Regions from separate parts of the Homo sapiens genome. Here region 2 is linked to region 1. Evidence: read pairs that join two places in POLR2A ChIA-PET (ENCODE). Cell type or tissue: GM12878. All regions are shown on one strand. Each heading gives the region's core, and the rest is flanking DNA. Links, peaks and the distances in the headings are about the cores only.

Region 1 (5,381 bases), core at 126-5,125:
ATTATACAACTGTTACTCTCTAGCAATATCACTTTCACATACATCTGTTATTATTTTATTTAAGCCAGATTGTCAGAAATTTTAGGAATGCTAATTTTTAACATTCAGCTTTATAACGAAATATCAATTCCTTTTTTTTCAGTCTAATGCAACCATGGAGACTGTATGAAGATGTTGCTTCCCTACCTGCACCTCTGGCCCGATTTACACATAAGCACACTCACAAAGATATGTCTACAGGCTGCATGGCTCTGTTATTGACTACTGAATGGTTTCCAGGCTGTCTTTGTCTCAAGGTCAATCAGACTCAAGTTCCACTTTTTTTTTTCCTCTTGTAGGAAGATTTCTTTATTGGTAAGCTGATTTAAATTCCTTTGCAGATATTGAACCAAATCTGCTCAGGCTGCAGCCTCCTGGGACCTTTCACTCTGGGCTAAATATAAATAAATACCCATATAGGACAGCTTTTGATGAAACATTAAAGATCACTCTGGTTATATGGCTTCTAGATTTTCTATTTTCTGTATGAAAAACCCATGGCGGTAAAAAGAACCTTCGCCACGGAAAGGAATAGATTTGTAAATTGCTGCCTATGGACCTCCTGGGACTTAATGGCACAGGGCAAAGAAGCAGCTGAGCTTGGCAAAGGAAGCAAGATAAATAAAATTAGCCACCAAATCAGCTCCTTTAAAAATACCAGCTGTCAACTCCCTCCAGCGTTTATGAATTTGGGGGCATGTTACTGTCACATTGTGTCTCACCCAGGACCAAGCAGCATTGCTCTTTTCAACTGGGAAAGGGTCCCTAACTCCCCTCACAGGGAAAGCTAATGCAAAAATTTGCCCTTTCTCTTTCACTCTGTCTCCCTTGTCATGTGTGCAAGGAAGAAACCAATCCAGGCCAACCAAGAGTTATTGCTATAATGATTATACTTGTCATTGTTTGTTCTTAAACTATTCACCAAGTAATCCCTTTAAAGGGTAGGGCTACTGGCTTTAGAAAGTAAATTTGCTAATGGAGATGAGAGATAAGGCTGGAAGAGCAGAAATAAGAGAAGGGCAGGAATCCTGCAATCTTTGTGGGGTGCTTGTCTCTCTATTGTAGCTCCCCAATGGGATCCAGCCTCTGCAGCTTTGGGAAAGAGCCTTGTACTACTTGACCAGGCATTGAAACTGAGGTACAGCCTCCTTCACAGGTGGAGATGGGAGACACACAACAATTTTAAAAGCTAACCTTAGCCAGGCCCTGCACTAATTGCTTTGTAAGCATTATCTCACTGAATGCTCCAAACAACCCACCAAGATGGGTAATATTATAACCCCATTTTAAAAATGAGCAAATTGAGTAGTTAAGCAGTTTGCCCACCCTCCTGGAAGACGCACCATGTAGCCTTTTATGATGTATGAGGCACCCTGCTCTTGCTGGGACTCAAGGGTGACCAGCAAACCACAGACACATTCTGGAGCCAATCAGTTATGCCCAAGCTGAAAGCATGTGCTTCCAGGTGCATGTAGATTCTTCTGGCCCGGTGAGAAATCTCTAAGCATTGCTGCATTGCTGGGCAAGTCATCCAGCGAGAATCAGCTGGAATCACACAGATCACATGGAGACCCTGGGGAAAAAAACACTGGGACAACTCCTTCTCCTTGTGTCTATTTGCAGCCAGGGGGAAGAACCGGAATGGGATCAGACACAGACTAACCATTTTAATCTTAATTTGCACCTAACTATGTACATCCTTTGGCTGGAGGCCAGGAGAATTTCCTGTTACAGTTTATAGAAGCAAAATCATTAAGTATATCTCTTATGTTGCTGTTGATTCTAAGGAAAAAAAAAGAAATCTTACAAAGCTCAGTCCATGGTTGGCACATAAAGACCATGTGTTGGCTCATTAAAATAGTAATTTTTTGTTATTGTTTATTTTTTAAAACACATGAAGCTTTTCTACTATGCTTGGATCAGAACTCTGTATAATTCACAGAAAACCACAATCATTGCACAAAAGAAAGCTTCCATTCCAAAACAGGCAGAATATCAGAATACAAACAGGCAAAATCCACACTCCACAAACTGAATGCAGGACCTGCAGTGAGTGAGCCAGAAGGGTTGGCACAATTCAGACTGGGGGGAAAAAAATCTATTTTTCCCTCAACCATAGTAAATATGAGAGTGCTTTACTCATAAAGAGCTTTCCAATGCTATTATTTTTGTTTGAGCTTCACAAGGCAATGAGGGAGATGTGGTCATCCCCCTTTCCAGATTTAGATCAGCTACGTGACTTATCCAAGGTCATGATCAGCAGTGGAGGGAACTCAGGCTACATGTGGCCAGTTATTTAGCTAGTCCAAGAAAATGGAAGTCATCGGGATTTTTCTGCCTGAATATTTAGCACAAGAGCTGGTCATGGACACCAATAAAAACACACACTCAAAAGTAACCTTTACCCTCGATGCTGTCTGGGCCCTATCCCTGGGAAGGAAGGTAAATGCCACATGTGCCTGCATTTCTCCCATCACATTCTCTGTTTCTACTAGGTGTAGTGGGGGGACAGGTTGGTGACAGTCTCTAACCCCCAAGTAACCCCTTAAAAGGGCTACTTGAAGAAAATCAGGGGAGACCAGCAACAAAGCAAGATGGGTTCCCTTTACCTTCCCATGCTGGAGTGAAAGCATTTGTCTCCCCTGATGTGGCTCCTCTCCTCACTAAATTATTATGTGAGGCACGTGGTGACAGCACAGAAGGGTTTTCCATAAATTTGAGTTTAAAGGGGATAATACTCGATGTTAAATCGTTAAATTAAATCATTCTTTACAAGACATTTTTACAATTTCAAGCCATGTTCCCAACTAGAGCTGCATAGTAAATTAATTACTGCATTAGTAGTTCATTGGTGACTATTGTAAACAATGTTTGTACTAAAAAAAATACACAGAAGTATGTTCCAAATATTTGTTCACATGTTTTGAATGCATTAAAAAGTACTTGTACTGTTTGAGGGGAGAGCATTCTTAGTAATTTTGTTGCCTGCCCCATTTTATCCTAGAAAGAGTTATATTCATCTCCCATTGGCATATAGGGTAATTTATCACAGTTGCTTATGGAGTTCTGGATAATATAACTGAGGACTTTTTAGAAGTTGAACCAGGTCAGAGAAAGTTAGTTATTAATCTAGTAAAAACGACTTTAATATGTTGGTTTATAGATATACCAAGAAGAAAGACAAACCATTTTTTCACCTCTAATGGCTAAAAATATGAAAGGTAAAAATCCCATGGTAGATAAACATACAACACAAGTCACATACGTTATATCTAGCCATGCCTGTTCCAAAAACATTTTGCTTTTATTTTTTGAATAAATGGTTAGTCTTATAAAATAATGTATAATAAAGAGAGTATACTTTAGCAAGGTGGTTCCAACTAAAGTGGGTAAGAAGTATAATTTGGGTAAAAACATTCCCTATGTTATCCATGTAAAAGTAAGCCATACTCAAATTGTATATGAATAACCTGGATTGGTTTTATATGTAATTTAAGTTTTTTCTAAACATACATACTTAATGCATAGCTGAAAGTCACAAGGAATCAACATAGTTCTATATGAAGAACGGGTTTTTGTAAGAAACATATTTACATGTCTTATATCTGCAGAAACCATTTTCTCCAAACTGAAACTTGGCATAACTCATTTGATAAGCTGAAGTACACTCATGGAACAATAAGTATATTTGAAATCAGGCCTGAGCCCCAAAATTGATCATCTCTGGCAGCTATATCTCTGCAGAGAATAAGATCACACCTAGGCACCCATTTATGTGACAGCTTGTGTACACTGTGTGTACACAGGGCAGAGACATATCAAAAGAGAGCTAAAATCCAAAGAAAAAAAAACCACCCAAATGTCCATCCGCAGTGAAATTGATAAAGAAGTTGTGCTACCTACATACAATGGAATACCAAGCGAAACGACAGGGCATGAACTATTACCATCCTTGCAACATGGATGAATGTCAAAACCATAATGTTGAGCAAAAGAAGCCAGACATGCGAGAAACATGATGTATAGTTTCATTTCTAAACATTTTCATTAATCTGTGATGTTGGAATTCGGGATAGTTGTCACCTTTTGAAGGGAGAAGTAGTGAACAGGAGGTGGCCCGAGGGGTCTTCTGGGGTCCTGATGTCTTCTATTTCTTCATGTTTAGACTGCTTACACAGTCTAGTCTCACTTTTGGAAAATTCATCTAGTTATACACTTATGATACATGCACTTTCTATATGTTAACTATACTTCAATAAGAAGCTACTTAAAAAATAAAAATAAGCTAGCAGCAGTGGCTCATGTCTGGAATTCCAGCTACTCAGGAGGCTGAGATGGGAGGACTGCTTGAGCCCAGGAGTTTGAGGCTGCAGTTGACTATGATCGTGCTACTCTAAAAAAGAAAATAAAATAAAAATTTAAAAAGATCACTAAGATAGTGAGCTCCCCCCCAAAGCATGGTTAGCCTAAAGTGCTATGCAGGGTTTGAACTCTCCCCATGCCCTATGCAAGGGAGCAGAGCTCCCAGAAGTTTTCAGACAGTCAAAGGAATAGGGACTCGAGATCGTAAGAAAAACCCTCATCTTCTCAGACCATTGCAGTAAACAAAAACTTCTCATTCCAAAAATAAAAAATAAAAAAATGAGGCAGCACAGGGGGGAAGCCTGTGGCCTCTGCAAGACAAATATCCCCTAGTGTGTGTTTATTCAGATCAGCCATAGCCTAGTCACACACAGCCAGGGATTCCCCGGAGGGGTTTCCCATGGTTCTAATTAGATGAACTATTTGCCAGAAGTGTAGACAGCCTCACTCCCTGGAAGAGACTATGTTAGCTTTTGGCAAAATAACCTAGTGGGGAAAGAGTGAATTCTATAAACTTCCTCCGAGCATCACCCAGATTTGAGAGGATATTGTAAAAGTAATATTACAGTTCTCCTGCCAAAATTAAGGAAGGGAGGCTTTCATTTGGTTTGAACTTTCTTCAAGAAATACACCAAAGCTAATGCATGATTCCATTTGGGCAATACGGGGCTCCGCCTTCCTCACCCAGAGCATTGCTCTGCTTGAAGCCCAGAACCTTCTCGGTAAACCATACAGGGAAGCTCACAAATGGGGAAACAAAGCTCAATGCTCCAAGTGAGATTAGGGAAACACCAAAATAAATACTGACAACCAAAAAAGACAATAGATAAATACCCTGTCATTCAGCAGGAGCAAGAGGGAGAACAGAACATCATTCTCCACTCTGGCTCTGCTGTCCCTTTATAGCCTTATGTAAATTACCTTACCTTCCTGAAAAAATTGATATGTAATGCTCTCTCCAAGTCTATGCAAAGCAGGTT
Region 2 (5,381 bases), core at 121-5,120, 130 kb before region 1:
CCTTGTGGATGGATAAAAGGTATACCATATCCAATGCCCAGCATTCCGCTTTCCCCTGCCTTCCATCATTTATTGTCTCTTGGGCATTCCAGGCTCACTGGGATCTTCAAGACACGAAAGACACCACTGAGAGAAAGAGCATTGTGCCTCTGTGTATTATTATTGAGAGGAAAATGGGGAAGGAAAGAGCATTTGTTGAGTGGATGTTATGTGCCAGACACTAGGTCAGAGAGCTGATTCTTATCAGGAATTAAGAACTCCACAAATGACAAACAAGACTCAGAGATGTTAAGTGACTTTCTCAAGGTTCCACCTCTGCTTGATTTCAAATCCTTCATGTAATTTGTCTACTATGAAACACTGTGACCTTAAAAGTGCCTCGCACAGTCCAGTCCTTTTACAGATAAGAAAACCAAAGCCCAGAAAGAAGACAGACCAATGAACTACTGGAATCCATACTGGGCCACTGACTGCCAGGTCACGACCTTTGGCTTCTGCCCTAATGTCCCCTACCTAAAGAGCAGTCAGTATAGATGTAACAATTAAGAGTGCTGGGCCCTGCTGAGGCTTGGATCCCAGCTCAAATACTTCCAAGTTGTATGATTTTAAGCAAGCCATTCAATACCTCAAATCTCAGCTTTTCCATCTGTAAAATGGGGATAAATAGAATACGCATTTCATAGAGCTGTTGTGAGCATTCATTGAAATGATGGATACAGGTGCTCAAATGAGATCATCTTTAGGAAGTGTCTGATACATATGAGACAGTACTATGATGGTTATTTTTATGACAGGAAGATTAGCCAAGTGGAAAGAGGGAAGAGAAAATTTATTCCACCAATGGTTTTTTGCAACTCATTTGCTTTGCAGCCACAGTAAGACAACTTGCTTAAGCTTCCTGTGCCCCATTTTCTCACCCCTGAATGGGAAATTCTGTAATATCTGTCTGCTCCCTAGTTAAAGAAAGAATGTGCCAATGACAAAAGACCAGGAGCAAAACACCCTGAGCCCTTCAGAACAAAGGCTCAACACAGATGTTTGTTACATTCTCATATGCAAACATAAAAAGACCCATCACAGAGGAAATCATCTCTTGATCCGTATTAAAGAAAAGCAAGAACCTTGAGAAGGGGAGGAGAATGTACAAATTAGGGCTGAACAATCTTGGAAGAAATGAAGTCGACTCAGGTCTGACCTTAAGCAGCATCTCATCACTCTCAGGGGAATCAGTTCTGCATAGGGCCTCACAGAAGACATCCTTCAACACCATAGTCAGAAGCTGCACTTCACTAACATGGTCTGTAGTGCCCATATGAACAAAGGCTAAAAGCTCAAAAGGCAGGGGGTGTTGGGGTGGAAAGAATCTATTTCCACTCCTTTGTATGCTGAGCAAATTTGCCGCCTCTCCAAAAATAAGCACCAATGTTATGACCACTCCATTGAATTCCTGCTAACTCGGCTCTGGAAGGTGAATGTGAGAACGGCGTCAAGAGCAGGTGGGCACTCCCTTGCAGGGCAATTGCTCCACGGCTAATTGCCGTTTTCACAGCTGGGTTGAGCTTTCCAAAAGGCATCCTTCAACCCTGAGCTCTGAGCTCCTCTCCTGATGTTCTCTCTTGCCAACCATACCCCCATCAAAGACAGTTTACAGATGAAAGGATGTAGCTACAGGACATACAATTTTGCAAACATCACAGTTTGAAAAAGAGGCGTTTCTAAGGCTTCTTTGTGAAGATCACCACACGCCCACAGTCATTACCACAGGAGCTAAGCCTTCTATGGGTGTGAAGGCAGCCTCCTTGCCGGAATGTCCTCAGCAGCAATTCTTCCACAGTTTATTTTTGCTCCTCTTACTAGAAAGATGGATCCTCTGAAATTCTTTATAAACAGAGTCTACTTCCAAACACTGTGGTTGGTCAGTAAGAAAATGGAGAGCTGCTACCTAATGCCTCTCCAGCATCATCCAACAGATGTACATGCATGCATCCAGCCCTTTCAAACCATGGAGCAGGCTGAGGTGAGTGGAAAATCATGGCCAAGGGCCTACTGAGAATGAATTGTTTGAAACCCAGCAAGGCTGGAGTTTAAAGCCCAACACCACAAAGTTTCCAAATATGGAATTTGACCAGGTTAAGCAAATTCCTGATGGGTCACAGGAAATGTGAGCCAAACAGACTGCCTTAGACACTTTAGGGTGAGGGAAAGCAAAGCAAGAAGGATGAAACAACACTTGGGCAGCTGCTATTAACAAAAGTGCCAGATGAAGCACATCCACCAGCATGATCCTGTTTTACTATAAACCTCTGGTCCGTGTGGATTCCAAATTACACAAGTCATTAAATATTTCAATATAAGAAGCAGGTAACCCCAACTCTGACATATCATTAAACCCTCTATACACCAATGGCTCAATGCCTTGGCTGCATACTGGAATTGCCTGAAAGCTTTACAAACACTGATGCCCGGGTCCTTCCCAAAGAGATACTGATTTTATTGGTCTGGGGTGCAGCCACGATTGAGAACCACTGAAAAAGGCATAGTCAAATCTTAAGTCATAGTCATAACATGCTCCTCAAATAACTATCGAGTGCCCACAGTGTGCAAAGCTTTCTAAGAAGCAGGTGATACATTAAAAGTTGACTACCAAAACTATACGCAAGGCATCAACTCCTTAAAGCATAAACTTAACAAGAAAAATGACACAACAGAAAAGTAAAAAAAAAAAAAAAAAAAAAAGAAAAGCTTTATTATAACTCAAAACTGTAAAGCATCACGGGGAAGTAAAAAGCTCTGCACAAGAGTATGGAAATCATAGCAGTTACAGTTGGCTGGTAGCAAGGGAGGGAGTTTGGCACCCATTTGAAAGTTAAGGAATGGGTGGAACTTGGACAAAGAAAATCAGGAAGGGGAGAGGGAGGAAGAGGAAAAAGGCTAAAGGAAACAACAAAAATAAAGACAGAAGCAGGAAAAGCATAGTCACTTAATTTGGATGGCATTTACTACATGTGAAAAGGGGGGAACTTGCAAATATTGTGTAGACCCAGTCTTGGAACACCCTGACTCTTGGAAGTTTGGCCTCATGCTATGTATAAGAGGGAGCCATGAACAGTTTGAAAGCAGGCCACCTGGGGTGATGGTGGCAAAAAGGCAAGTCCAGGGAGGTGACAGGGATTGTGGCAAGGCAATGGCCAAGGGTGCCATCCATGACAGGCTGATGCTAAAGCACCTCAGAAGCCAAGTCAGTGGGATTTTTCAACTAATTTTAGACTTCCGCTAATTAGATCTTTTCACCTAATTTTTTATTAGATTCAAGAAAAAGAAAGGAGTTACAATGACTAGAATGTCAAACCTAGATCATGAGACGAATAATCACATTATTAAAAGAAATAGGGAAGCCAGGAAAAAGGAAGCAGTCCGTGGAAGAAGTTGATGAGTTAGGGGTTTAGGACATATTCAGCTGAAGTGATGGTAGAACAACCCCAAAGCCCATCTTGCTTGTTGCTTATTTCTGGTTAGAAAAAAATGAGGGCCTGAAACCCAGGGAAATATCTGGAGGTGGAGATGTAGAGTATAGCTGTGAGGAGATGAAGAAGCCCTGAACTGGGAAGGAGATTTTAACCTCTAAGATGTTAGAGGTGAAAGAGATCTGTGAGACACATTCTGGGAGAGAACTTTCACCATCATAACTACCAATTCAAGGAGGTAGGGAAGGGCAAAAAGTAACTGGGGAAAAACTGGGGCAAAAAAGTCAAGTGAGCCTTCCATTTTCCTTTCCTCATTAGGGACAATGGTAAAAATTAGGCCTACTTCATCCATCAGACCTCAAAAGACTTTTTGAAAAACCTCTCAGAGGTTGAGTTTCTTCACTACTGCTTATTACAACCCTCTCAAGAATTTAAAAACATTTAAAAAGATTTTCATCAACTGGTACATGGGTTGCTGGTAAAGTTTCGGGCACTCTCTTTGTTGGTGAGGTGCCAGAAACAAAGCAATTTCACGTTTGTTGCTTTCTACTTCCATCTAGTTCTATATTCCATCCAACCCCCTACCACATATGCCCCACTGCACACCCTTCATACTCCCACTCCATTTGTTATTATTTAAATGACAATAATTTTTATAAGACTCGAGTTATAATCTGGGGCTATTTTTTCGGTACAGTGTATATTTTCCAATTTAGCACACATTAAAAGTGGAAAAAGAATCAAATTACACAAGTAAGCCTTCTCCAAAATATTCGATAACTTGTTCTAGAACCTAGCCAATCCCAAAATTCCATGAACCAGTAGTCTTAAAAGTAAAAAGGGAATTTTCTTGCCTCCTTTGAAGGCAAAAAAGAAAGAGAAAAGAATCAGAAGTGAGTCAAGGTATATTCAGGTGACAGAAAGCAAGTAAACTGGTCTGGGCATCTGAGAGTCCTGGGCCCTGAAACCATCAGTGTTAATAAGCTGTGTGACCTTGGAGAGTGCAATGCCTCATCTGGCTTTAACAATCACTTAGTTCAACCCAGTATTTTAGAGTTGAGGAAACCAAGACCCTTTCAAGATTTGAAATTCTGAGATTCTATGTTCCTCGCTTTGGTACAAGGCTGAGAACCTGACTTTCAAAATGACCCTCAGGAAATGTCAATACACCCACATTCAAAAATAGATATCGCATATGGCTCTACGTTATTTTAATTACCTCTAATCATTTCCGAATGGCACAGACATGGGCACTGTTTCCTGGCCATTATGGATATGTGTATTCACATTGTATACTCATCTGCCCTAAAAGTATCCAGCCCACAACATGACATTGGCTGAAAGCTTTTTCACAACAGAACTTAGTAAATCTCAAGTATGTTTTATAAACAAGGTTGGAACTATGTGGGTAATACAGATAGGCACAGGTCAGTGTTCCAACACAGAACTGAATGTTTCTTTCTTTCTTTCCTTCTTTCTGGCACTCATGCTCTATTCTGTTTAACTTAATTTTGAACATGCTTTCTCTGCCTTACTACAGTCAAGCTCCTAGAGGGCAGATTCTATATCCAATTCAATTTTGCATTGCCCAAATACAGTATTATGCACATAAAAAGGGCTTAAGGAATGAAGTATTTACTGTGGAATATTTTCTATACTTGAATATAAACAACAAAAATCCCACAAAGTGTGACTAGGTCCATCTACCAGCTCAATGAAGAATGGTATCCCCCTGAAATCAGAAGTCACTCGCACCTCATTTGGGCTGATACTAGACTCAGATCTCAAGGCTACTGCAAACGCTCAGCTGTAACATTTATATATCAAGCATGTGGTACTGCTCGAATGGAGGGGGGATGGACATGAGTCGTTTAAACGGGACCAAGTTCTTAGGGTCACACCAAATACCCCGAGAAG

The links. Peaks named below come from ENCODE experiments on the same cell type or tissue, not always from the same donor. Only the 100,000 strongest peaks of a DNase experiment are listed, where the experiment ranks them.
Region 2: POLR2A ChIA-PET joins it to region 1 with 5 read pairs; 7 of 35 experiments call an interaction of 5 or more read pairs at or near these places.

What each region holds. Positions count from the first base shown.
Region 1 is chr2:207,284,074-207,289,454 of GRCh38, forward strand. No RefSeq gene overlaps it. Among named protein-coding and RNA genes, the nearest start is that of MIR1302-4, 17 kb to the left of the region's middle. RefSeq lists a silencer at 1,380-1,439. In GM12878, for the core only: no CTCF peak of the experiment used is centred there; DNase peaks (open chromatin) are centred at 2,248 and 4,758; H3K27ac peaks cover 1,122 bases.
Region 2 is chr2:207,154,506-207,159,886 of GRCh38, forward strand. The region is part of intron 1 of KLF7 (KLF transcription factor 7); the gene reads right to left. Among named protein-coding and RNA genes, the nearest start is that of KLF7, 8.8 kb to the right of the region's middle. RefSeq lists a silencer at 2,465-2,644. In GM12878, for the core only: no CTCF peak of the experiment used is centred there; no DNase peak of the experiment used is centred there.